3 separate regions of the Homo sapiens genome follow, and regions 1 and 2 are each linked to region 3. A link is a contact called in ENCODE Hi-C or POLR2A ChIA-PET data. All regions are on one chromosome and are shown on one strand. Each heading gives the region's core, a stretch centred on a gene start or an enhancer-like site at or near the end of the contact. The rest is flanking DNA. Distances are from core to core; before and after follow the strand shown. Region 1 holds the start of LINC02178 (long intergenic non-protein coding RNA 2178). Region 2 overlaps TENT4B (terminal nucleotidyltransferase 4B). Region 3 has its middle 16 kb from the start of SNX20.

Region 1 (2,876 bases), core at 377-2,876, 270 kb after region 3:
CTCTAGGGCCTTCAGCCACAGACTGAAGGCTGCCCTGTCGGCTTCCCTATTTTTGAGGTTTTGGGACTTGGACTGGCTTCCTTGCTCCTCAGCTTGCAGATAGCCTACTGTGGGACTTCACCTTGTGATCGTGTGAGTCAATACTCCTTAATAAACTCCCTTTCATATATACATCTATCCTATTAGTTCTGTCCTTCTAGGGAACCCTGACTAATACAGTCGGTAAACCATGGGCCTCAGAGCCAGTGTCTGGTCCTGCTCTATGCCTAGGCTCCACTGAGTGAAGCCAACTCTGGCCCAGGATGGGTTCTGCTAGTTGGCCGAGTCCTCAACAAAATGTCTTGGAATGCACTTCTTTCTCCTGACGGTGGAGAAATGGCCAGCCACCTTTGGTTCATGCCGATATTTCAGATTCTGCACTTCCCCACAAAAATGGCTTCTTCTCCCATAAGCCCAGTCCCTGCTAGCTGTATCACCAACCTCTCAGGTACTCAGGACCTGCCCACTGCTTCCTTTTTTGCTCCTCCCTTTCCTCTGAGAGCACGCAGGCCCACACAGAGCTAGTCAGTTGCTTACTTGCTGCTGCAGCTGCATACGCTCAGGACTCTTGTGTGCAGGTTATAGAAAACTCAATTCAATTTCATAGTCCCAGGTACCTGAAATGGCTAGGGTGTGTCTGATTCAGGGGCTCCAATCATGGCCTCAGGACTTGGTCTCACTTCTCTATCTCTGACTCTGTTTTTGCCTGTGTGACTTCATTCTGCCACTTTGGGCCCTAGAAGGTCCAGATTCACTTCCTGCCGGAAGTGTCCCTTTAGAGACAAGATCTCACTCTGTAGCCCAGGCTGGAGTGCAATGGCACGATCACGGCTTACTGTAGCATTGGAGTCCTGGGCTCAAGCAATCCTCCCACCTCAGCCTGCTGTGTATCTGGGACTACAGATACTAATTTTTTATCTGTAGTGCCAGACTACAGATAAAACTGTAGTCTAACTAATTTTTTTATTTTTCTTTTCTAGAGACAGGGTCTGGCTATGTTACTCAGGCTGGTTTCAAACTTCTGGCCTCAAGCAATCCTCCCGCCTCGGCCTTCAAAAGTGTTGGGACTATAGGCCCAGCCTCACCTCCCCATTTTAACAATCTACTACACAGCTCTGAATCTTTCAACTTCCACCAAAAAAAAACAAAACAAAACACTTGCATGGTTCCCTATTGTCTAGGCCACAAAATCCAAGATCCTAGACCTGAAACTCAAAACCTCCATGCTCTGACTCTCCTGTAGTCCATGCTCTGACTCCAGCATAATTCTCCAGCCTCATCACCTTCAGCTTTCCATCACTCATTTGCCTGACAATTCAGCCAATCAAGACTAGCTGCTGTTCTTTCAATACACCTTACATTTCCTCTACTTTAAGCCTTTCCCTCATGCTGTGCCCTTCTTCTGGAATGCTCACCAACTCCCACCTCCACTTCTCCAAGTCCCTGAAATCAAGCCCAGCTGGATGGCTACTACTCCAAGGAAGGCTCATTTCTGCTGAATGCACACCAGCTCCAATCCTCCAAGGCAAATACTCCTGCCCCTTCACCACCTGGTCCTCAGCCCTTTTCTCATGGTGCAGTTCATCTATGAAAGAGACTGAGCCCCTATGAGTGAGGGTGATGTCAACACAACAGCAGGCACCCTTGGTAACCAAGTCAGCTTCCATATTGATCAGGACTCTTTTGATTGCAAGAAACCAAACTCGGATCTTTATAAAAGCAAAGGTAATTGACTCAGTCAGAAGCACATACAGCACGAGAGTTGTAGGCATGGCTACACTTAAGGTAGGTAATTAAGGTATCACATTTCTCTCTCTCTCTCTCTCTCTTTCTCTCTCTCCCCCCACCACCCCCACTCCATGTCTTATTTCTGCCTTTTTTGACATAATGGCCTCATTTTCTTCTACTGTTGATAGCTTCCTTCATGTAGCTGGAGAAGGTGGGCTTCTAGTGACTCCAGCTTACAACACCCTTAGAACTGGGGATCTCAGAGGATGGAAAGCTGTCTTCGCTAACACTAGGGCAGCAAAATTCTGGGGAGAACTCTGGCTGCCTTGTGTCACATGATTGTCCCTGAGCCAATCACTGTGGCCCAAGGAATACAGTTCTCTGACTGGTCAGATCTGTGCAGCACATGCATGGCAGGCTCAGCCCCACCCTCAGAACTACACGGACTGGGCACCCCTGGGAAAGAAGGGTCTGTTGCCAGAAGACAAGAAAAAAAGGAGAAGGAAGGGGAGGGGAGGGGAGGGGAAAGAAGGGAAGGGAAGGGAAAGGAAGGGGAGAGAGAGAGAGAGAGAAAGAAAGAGAGAAAAGGGGAAAGAAAGAAAGAAGAAAGAAAAGAAAAGAAAGAAAGAAAGAAAAACAAAAATGAATGAATGAAGGAAAGCAAGGAAGAGATTTACCCCAGTACCCTCCCAACACCCAAGCATGAGCTCTGATCCATACAGTGGATTATCAACTTAGCTGTTGCTGATAATGATGCCTGAAAAGATACATATTGAAATAACAGCAGTTATTCTTATTACTCACATCTGTTGAGCAACAGTATAACAGGCACGATTCTAAGTACTTTACATGTATTAACTCATTTATTCCTCATGACAATCCCCCGAGGTAAATACAATTATTAGTCCCATTTTACAGATGAGAAAAGTGAGGTACAAACAGGGAAGACACTTGCCCAGAGTCTCCTCCTGGTTACAAAGTTGAGGAGGTGGGATTCAAACCCTAGGTGTCCAGTCCCACAGCCTGTGCCCTCCCCGCTGCCCAATACTGTCTGCCTGGTGGTGTCTGGTATAATCTGGACATGCAGAGGAGCAGGAGAAGCCTGTTCC
Region 2 (2,700 bases), core at 182-2,681, 470 kb after region 3:
TTTTTTTTTTTGAGACAGGGTTTCGTTCTGTTACCCACACTGGAATGCAGTGGCACAACCATAGCTCACTGCAGCCTTTACTTCCTGGGCTCAAGCAATCCCCCTGCCTCAGCCCCACTGTAGCTGGGACTACAGCTGCATGCCATCACACCCAGCTAATTTTTGTCTATTTTTTTTTTTTTTGTAGAGACAGGATTTCACCATGTTGCCCAGGCTGGTCTCAAACTCCTGGCTCAAGCGATCTGCCCGCCTTGGCCTCCCAAAGTGCTGGGATTACAGGCATGAGGCACTACCCCTGGCCAGTTGTACTCTTTTTAACAGACATATTTAAGATTTCACTCCATACTTTCAACAAGCATCTATTGTATTTTTTGCAGAATAAAGCAACATTGGTAGCTTCTTCCTTTCATGATGAAGGAGATGATGATGATGATGATGATGATGATGATGATGATGATAATGATAAACTAAAAGCTACTCTAAGTATATGGCTTCCCGGTAAACAAATTTCACAAACAAGGCACTCATACTGTGGTAACAACAAAAATGTTTTAAGTCAAACAAAAGCCCACTACTATAATAAATCTTTTTTTTCACACTCCTAATTAGGTAACTCTCTTAACCAAATAAATAGCAAACAAAACAAAATAAAAACAATACATCTAATACTGCCATTGGGCTGCCAACCAGCAGATCACAGGATGACATTTTCTGGATATGCACAAAACTGAAAACATTTCAGATATTTTCTATAATTCTTTGAGTATAAAAATTTTCTGGACTATGTACTGTTTCATCTTATCAAATCCCTCAGACCAAATTTATTTAGATACATATGTTGCATTTACCACCTAATTTCTCTTAAACTTTGCTGTCTACAGAAGTTATTAGCAGGCACATCTGTGTACAATATACTGTAAAGTTCTACATTGACTATTTCTTCCGCTCCAAAGCAGGGCCTGGGATGATTACCATTCCAAGAGTATTTCTACTATATCTATTGTAGACAACACAGAACTTTATCAAAATAATGCTTACTCATTAGCCCTGTAAAGGCCTCCCACTGAAGTTATCTTTATTCCTGAATACAGTATAAGATCTTTAAGACCTATGGACAAAATAAGAGATCTACTATATAGCTCACAAAATTGTAAAATTTATATGTATATTTTTTATACCTTTATACATTTACATGTCTTTTGGAAGATACTGTGAACACTGATAATTTTAAAGAGGCCTCATTTAGTTTCATTAATGAAAATGATATGCATAAGTACTGCACACTTTCCTCTTTACATGCTAAAACTTGAATAATGACAAAAATATGCTGTACACTAAGCCAGACATAATTTAAAGCCTCCTTTTGTTTTCATGACTCAGGACCATCATTAAACACACCCATAATTGTCCAGTATCATTCCAAGTAGCTTGGGGTCTAAATCTGGACTCTGCTATGGGCTCACTCTTCCTGCTTAATTCTGACTTCCTCCCCTTTCCTCTTTCAGTTTTCATTCCGCTTAACACAGTCATTAATAGAAAGTAAACTCACTGAGAGCCAAAGGATTTCTCCAAAAGAATCAAGTTCGTACTTTCAATGCTAGGCTTTCAAAGCTATATGATGAGATAAGAGTGCCTTCCACATTTCCTTAGCTGTGCTTTGGAGGGGGTATCACCAGGACAAAGCATCTAACTTCTGTATGGTACCTCATATTTTTCAAAGAAGCTCTTACCTATTCTCTGTTTCAGTCATCCACAATAATCCTGTGAATCAAACTAGGCAGAATTTAACTTCTAATTAAAAAAATGTTTATGGGAAATAATCGATTTCCCTAAGATCACATAGAAAATCAATTAAACAAGCCTGGGCAGTCTACAAAAAAAAATTTAAAAATTAGCCAGGCCGGGTGCAGTGGCTCATGCCTGTAATCCCAGCACTTTGGGAGGCCGAGGCAGGCGGATCACAAGGTCAGGAGATCGAGACCATCCTGGCTAACACGGTGAAACCCCGTCTCTACTAAAAAATACAAAAAATTAGCCGGGCATGGTGGCGGGCGCCTGTAGTCCCAGCTACTTGGGAGGCTGAGGCAGGAGAATGATGTGAACCTGGGAGGCAGAGCTTGCAGTGAGCCGAGATCGCGCCACTGCACTCCAGCCTGGGTGACAGAGCGAGACTCCGTCTCAAAAAAAAAAAAAAAAAAAAAATTAGCCAAGCACGGTGGCTAGCGCCTGTAGTTCCAGCTACTGTGGGGGAAAGGAGCGGGTGGGGGTGGAGGGGTGCTGAAGTGCAAGTATCGCTTGAGCCCAGGAAATTGATGCTCCAGTGAGCCATGACTGCACCACTGCGCTTCAGCCTGGGCAACAGAGCAAGACCCTGTCTCAAAGCAAATTCAATGAACCTGAAAAAAAGAAAAAGAAAGAAAGAAAGAAATAATGGCCAGGCATGGTGGCTCATGCATATAATCACAGCGCTTTGGGAGGCAGAGGCGGGTGGATCGCCTGAGGTCAGAAGTTCAAGACCAGCCTGGCCAACGTGATGAAACCCCGTCTCTACAAAAATACAAAAACTAGCCAGGCAAGATGGCAGGTGCCTGTAATCTCAGCAACTCAGGAGGCTGAGATGGGAGAATCGCTTGAACCCGAGAGGCAGAGGTTGCAGTGAACTGAGATTGCACCATTGCACTCCAGCCTGGGCGACAGAGC
Region 3 (2,759 bases), core at 220-2,719:
CTTTACACCAAGCAGGATCCAAGGACCCACACTTGTCACCTCATATCTCTCTCTCTCTCCCACTTTCGCTTTCTCTGTCTCTTCTTAGTTCTGCTTTCCTCCACTGTGCCTTCGCTCTCAGAGAGAGCTCTCCCCTGGCAGTGACAAGATGGCTGCAGCAGCTCCAGCAACCTCAGAGGACTCCCCCATCCAGGGTCCTTGTGAGCTCCTCATCTGTAGGATGTGCAGTAAACACTCACGTGTCCTTTCCTGAGGAGCCCAGTGGCTGGGGTGGGGGCTGAGGGGCAGCCCCTATGCCCTCACAGTGCAGCAACCTTGGTTAGCTCACCCATCAGGGCAGACTTGGGCAGAAATCATGTCTTGGCATATTGTTTTGTAATCTGCTTTTTAAATTGTCACTATATATTATGAGCATTTCCCTATAATATACAATATTCTTCCACATTATGTTTAATGGTTTCATTGTATTCTAATGCATATTCTATAGTTATTTTAACCACCCCACAATGTTGCAAAATGTCCTTATTTGGGACAACACTGCTGCAAACACTTTGACCCATATGTCCTTTTTGTGTGCACTCTTATGGCAACTTCTAACGGTGGCATTTCTGAATCATAGACACTTTTTTGACTTCTACATATTTTATTTTTTTAGTTGACAAAAACTGTATTTATGAATCATAAACACTTAATGATTTTGCTATTACTTAATTTTTCTTTCTTCAGAAAGGCTGTATTCACTCCTCCCCCAGCTAAGTGTGAGAGAGGCCCTTGAACTTTGCATAACAGTGGCTGTCGGCATTTTAAATTTTTTTTTTTTTAGATGGAGTCTTGCTCTGTGGCCAGGCTGGAGTGCGGTGGCACGATCTTGGCTCACTGCAACTTCTGCCTCCTGGGTTCAACTGATTCTCCTGCCTCAGCCTCCCAAGCAGCTGAGATTACAGGCGCCCGCCACCACGCCTGGCTAATTTTTGTATTTTTAGTAGAGACAGGGGTTTTACCATGTTGGCCAGGCTGGTCTCGAACTCCTGACATTGTGATCCACTCACCTCGGCCTCCCAAAGTGATGGGATTACAGCTATGAGCCACCGCTCCTGGCCTTTAAACTATTTTTTTCTTTTTGAGACAGAGTCTCGTTCTTGTCTCCCAGCCTGGAGTGCAGTGGCGTGATATAGGCTCACTGCAAACTCCGCCTCCTGGGTTCAAGCGATTCTCCTGTCTCAGCCTCCTGAGTAGCTGGGATTACAGGCGCCCGCCACCACGCCCGGCTAATTTTTGTACTTTTTTTAGTAGAGACGGGGTTTCGCCATGTTGGCCAGGCTGGTCTCGAATTCCTGACCTCAGGTGATCTAAGCTATTTTTACTGGTTTAATCTTATTCCCTTTCCACGGGGCAGGTCTGGAGAGACCGAGAGGATCTGATCCTGCAATTTAAAAAGTAGACAGCAGATGGCGCTGCCGCCTCGGCGGCTCCGAACGCATCGCCGCGGTGCGGGCGGAAAAAGCTGAAACAGCTGGGAAACCGAAACTTTCTCCAGGCTTCTGAAAGCCCTTAGACGGGATTTGAAATCATGCTGGAAAGAGCTTTGCTGCCTCTATAACCTCTCCCCAGCAAGTGTTTTGATGGGGGGTCCCCGGGCGACCTCCACTTGGGGTTTGGGACCTCACTCCCTTTCTGCCCCTCCATCCTCTTCCCTCAGCCCAGAAGCCCCAAAAGGCGGAGGCCACCGCCCTCCACTTCCCGCAAGCGGAATCCGCAGGGTTTCACAAGAGAGGGCGCTGCAAATAGCCAGTATCAGCGCCCCCAGGAGCAGGATCGGCCATGGCTTCCGAGAACGGGCCTAACTGCGCCTCTCTCGGTCTGGGGGGAGAGGCCCTTCCCCAGTAAGGCCCGCGCCACGTCGCTTTCCAGGGGGAGAGATTGAATAACCTGCTCCTCCCAGATCCCATCTCCCACCTTTTCAGGACCCAGATGGCGTGGGGGACTCCCCACCCATCTGCCTACTGAACTGGGGGAGTGAGAAGAGGACTCCCAGAGGACACCACTAGTGACCTTTTAATTCACCAGTAGACACACAAGGCTATAGAGACTGTGAGTAATGTGGGTTGGATAAATAAGTATAAGAAAGGAAAATGGAAGGAGGCTGGGAGGAAAAGAAAAGAGAAATGACGTTCCCTGCTTGTTAGAGTATAAATGGTACAACCACTTAAGAAAACCATTTGGCACCATTCCTCAAAGCTGAACGTAAACTGTCCTGTAAGTACCCAGCAATGCCGCCCTTAGGAATATACCCTATAGACAGATAGGCAAGCATGCTCACCAAAAGACATGTACCACAACTGCACAGCAGGAACAGCTCCTGATACTGTCCCCCAGCTGGAAACAACCCAAGTGTCTGCGAACCATAAAACAGAGAAGGGACTTGGGGTATTCTTATGTGGAACATGAGGCAGTTATGAAACAAGCTATGCTTGGACACAAGGAAGTGGATGAACCTCACAAGAGACTGCATGAAAGAAGCCAGACACAGACGGATGCAGCCTGTGTGGTTCCATTTCCTGAAGGCCAAGGGCAGGTCGGACTCAACCAGAGGGCTGAAGCATGCTTGCTTAGATGGCAAAACTCCTGTACTAGGGTTCTCCGGAGAAAAAGAACCAAGAGCAGAGATAGATATGGATATGGACATATAGTATATGTCTATATATTTGCATATAATGAGATTTAGTATAAGCGATGAGCTCCTAGAATTATGGCGGCTG

Evidence for each region. A loop is a pair of places that touch in the nucleus more often than their neighbours do. ChIA-PET counts read pairs that join two places held with the same protein, here RNA polymerase II (POLR2A). Pooled maps may share reads with other maps.
Region 1: a loop to region 3 is called in a pooled map, with 2.2 times the contacts of the local background. The contact joins the promoter of LINC02178 here to the enhancer-like site in region 3. A Hi-C loop is called at or near these places in 3 of 168 maps with a recorded cell type or tissue (body of pancreas and pancreas) and 2 of 50 pooled maps. POLR2A ChIA-PET finds 5 or more read pairs at or near these places in 4 of 52 experiments (H1, PC-9 and activated T-cell).
Region 2: a map with no recorded cell type shows a loop between it and region 3 (7-fold over the local background). The contact joins two enhancer-like sites. A Hi-C loop is called at or near these places in 1 of 37 single-sample maps with no recorded cell type and 3 of 50 pooled maps. POLR2A ChIA-PET finds 5 or more read pairs at or near these places in 4 of 52 experiments (BJ, Panc1, T-cell and 1 more).

Annotation. Positions count from the first base shown.
Region 1 is chr16:50,393,883-50,396,758 of GRCh38, reverse strand. LINC02178 (long intergenic non-protein coding RNA 2178) reads left to right here and starts at 1,626. Exons shown (of 2, transcript NR_146572.1): 1 at 1,626-1,824. RefSeq lists an enhancer at 452-581.
Region 2 is chr16:50,194,247-50,196,946 of GRCh38, reverse strand. All of the region lies in intron 1 of TENT4B (terminal nucleotidyltransferase 4B), which reads right to left. Among named protein-coding and RNA genes, the nearest start is that of TENT4B, 42 kb to the right of the region's middle. Within about 2 kb of position 1,431, at least 5 of the 41 ENCODE cell types and tissues checked have a DNase peak (open chromatin) inside an H3K27ac peak, as active enhancers do.
Region 3 is chr16:50,664,246-50,667,004 of GRCh38, reverse strand. It overlaps a transcript of SNX20 not described here. Among named protein-coding and RNA genes, the nearest start is that of SNX20, 16 kb to the left of the region's middle. RefSeq lists enhancers at 1-223, 1,288-1,789 and a silencer at 1,363-1,452. Within about 2 kb of position 1,469, at least 21 of the 41 ENCODE cell types and tissues checked have a DNase peak (open chromatin) inside an H3K27ac peak, as active enhancers do; they include pancreas, where a contact is called at or near this core.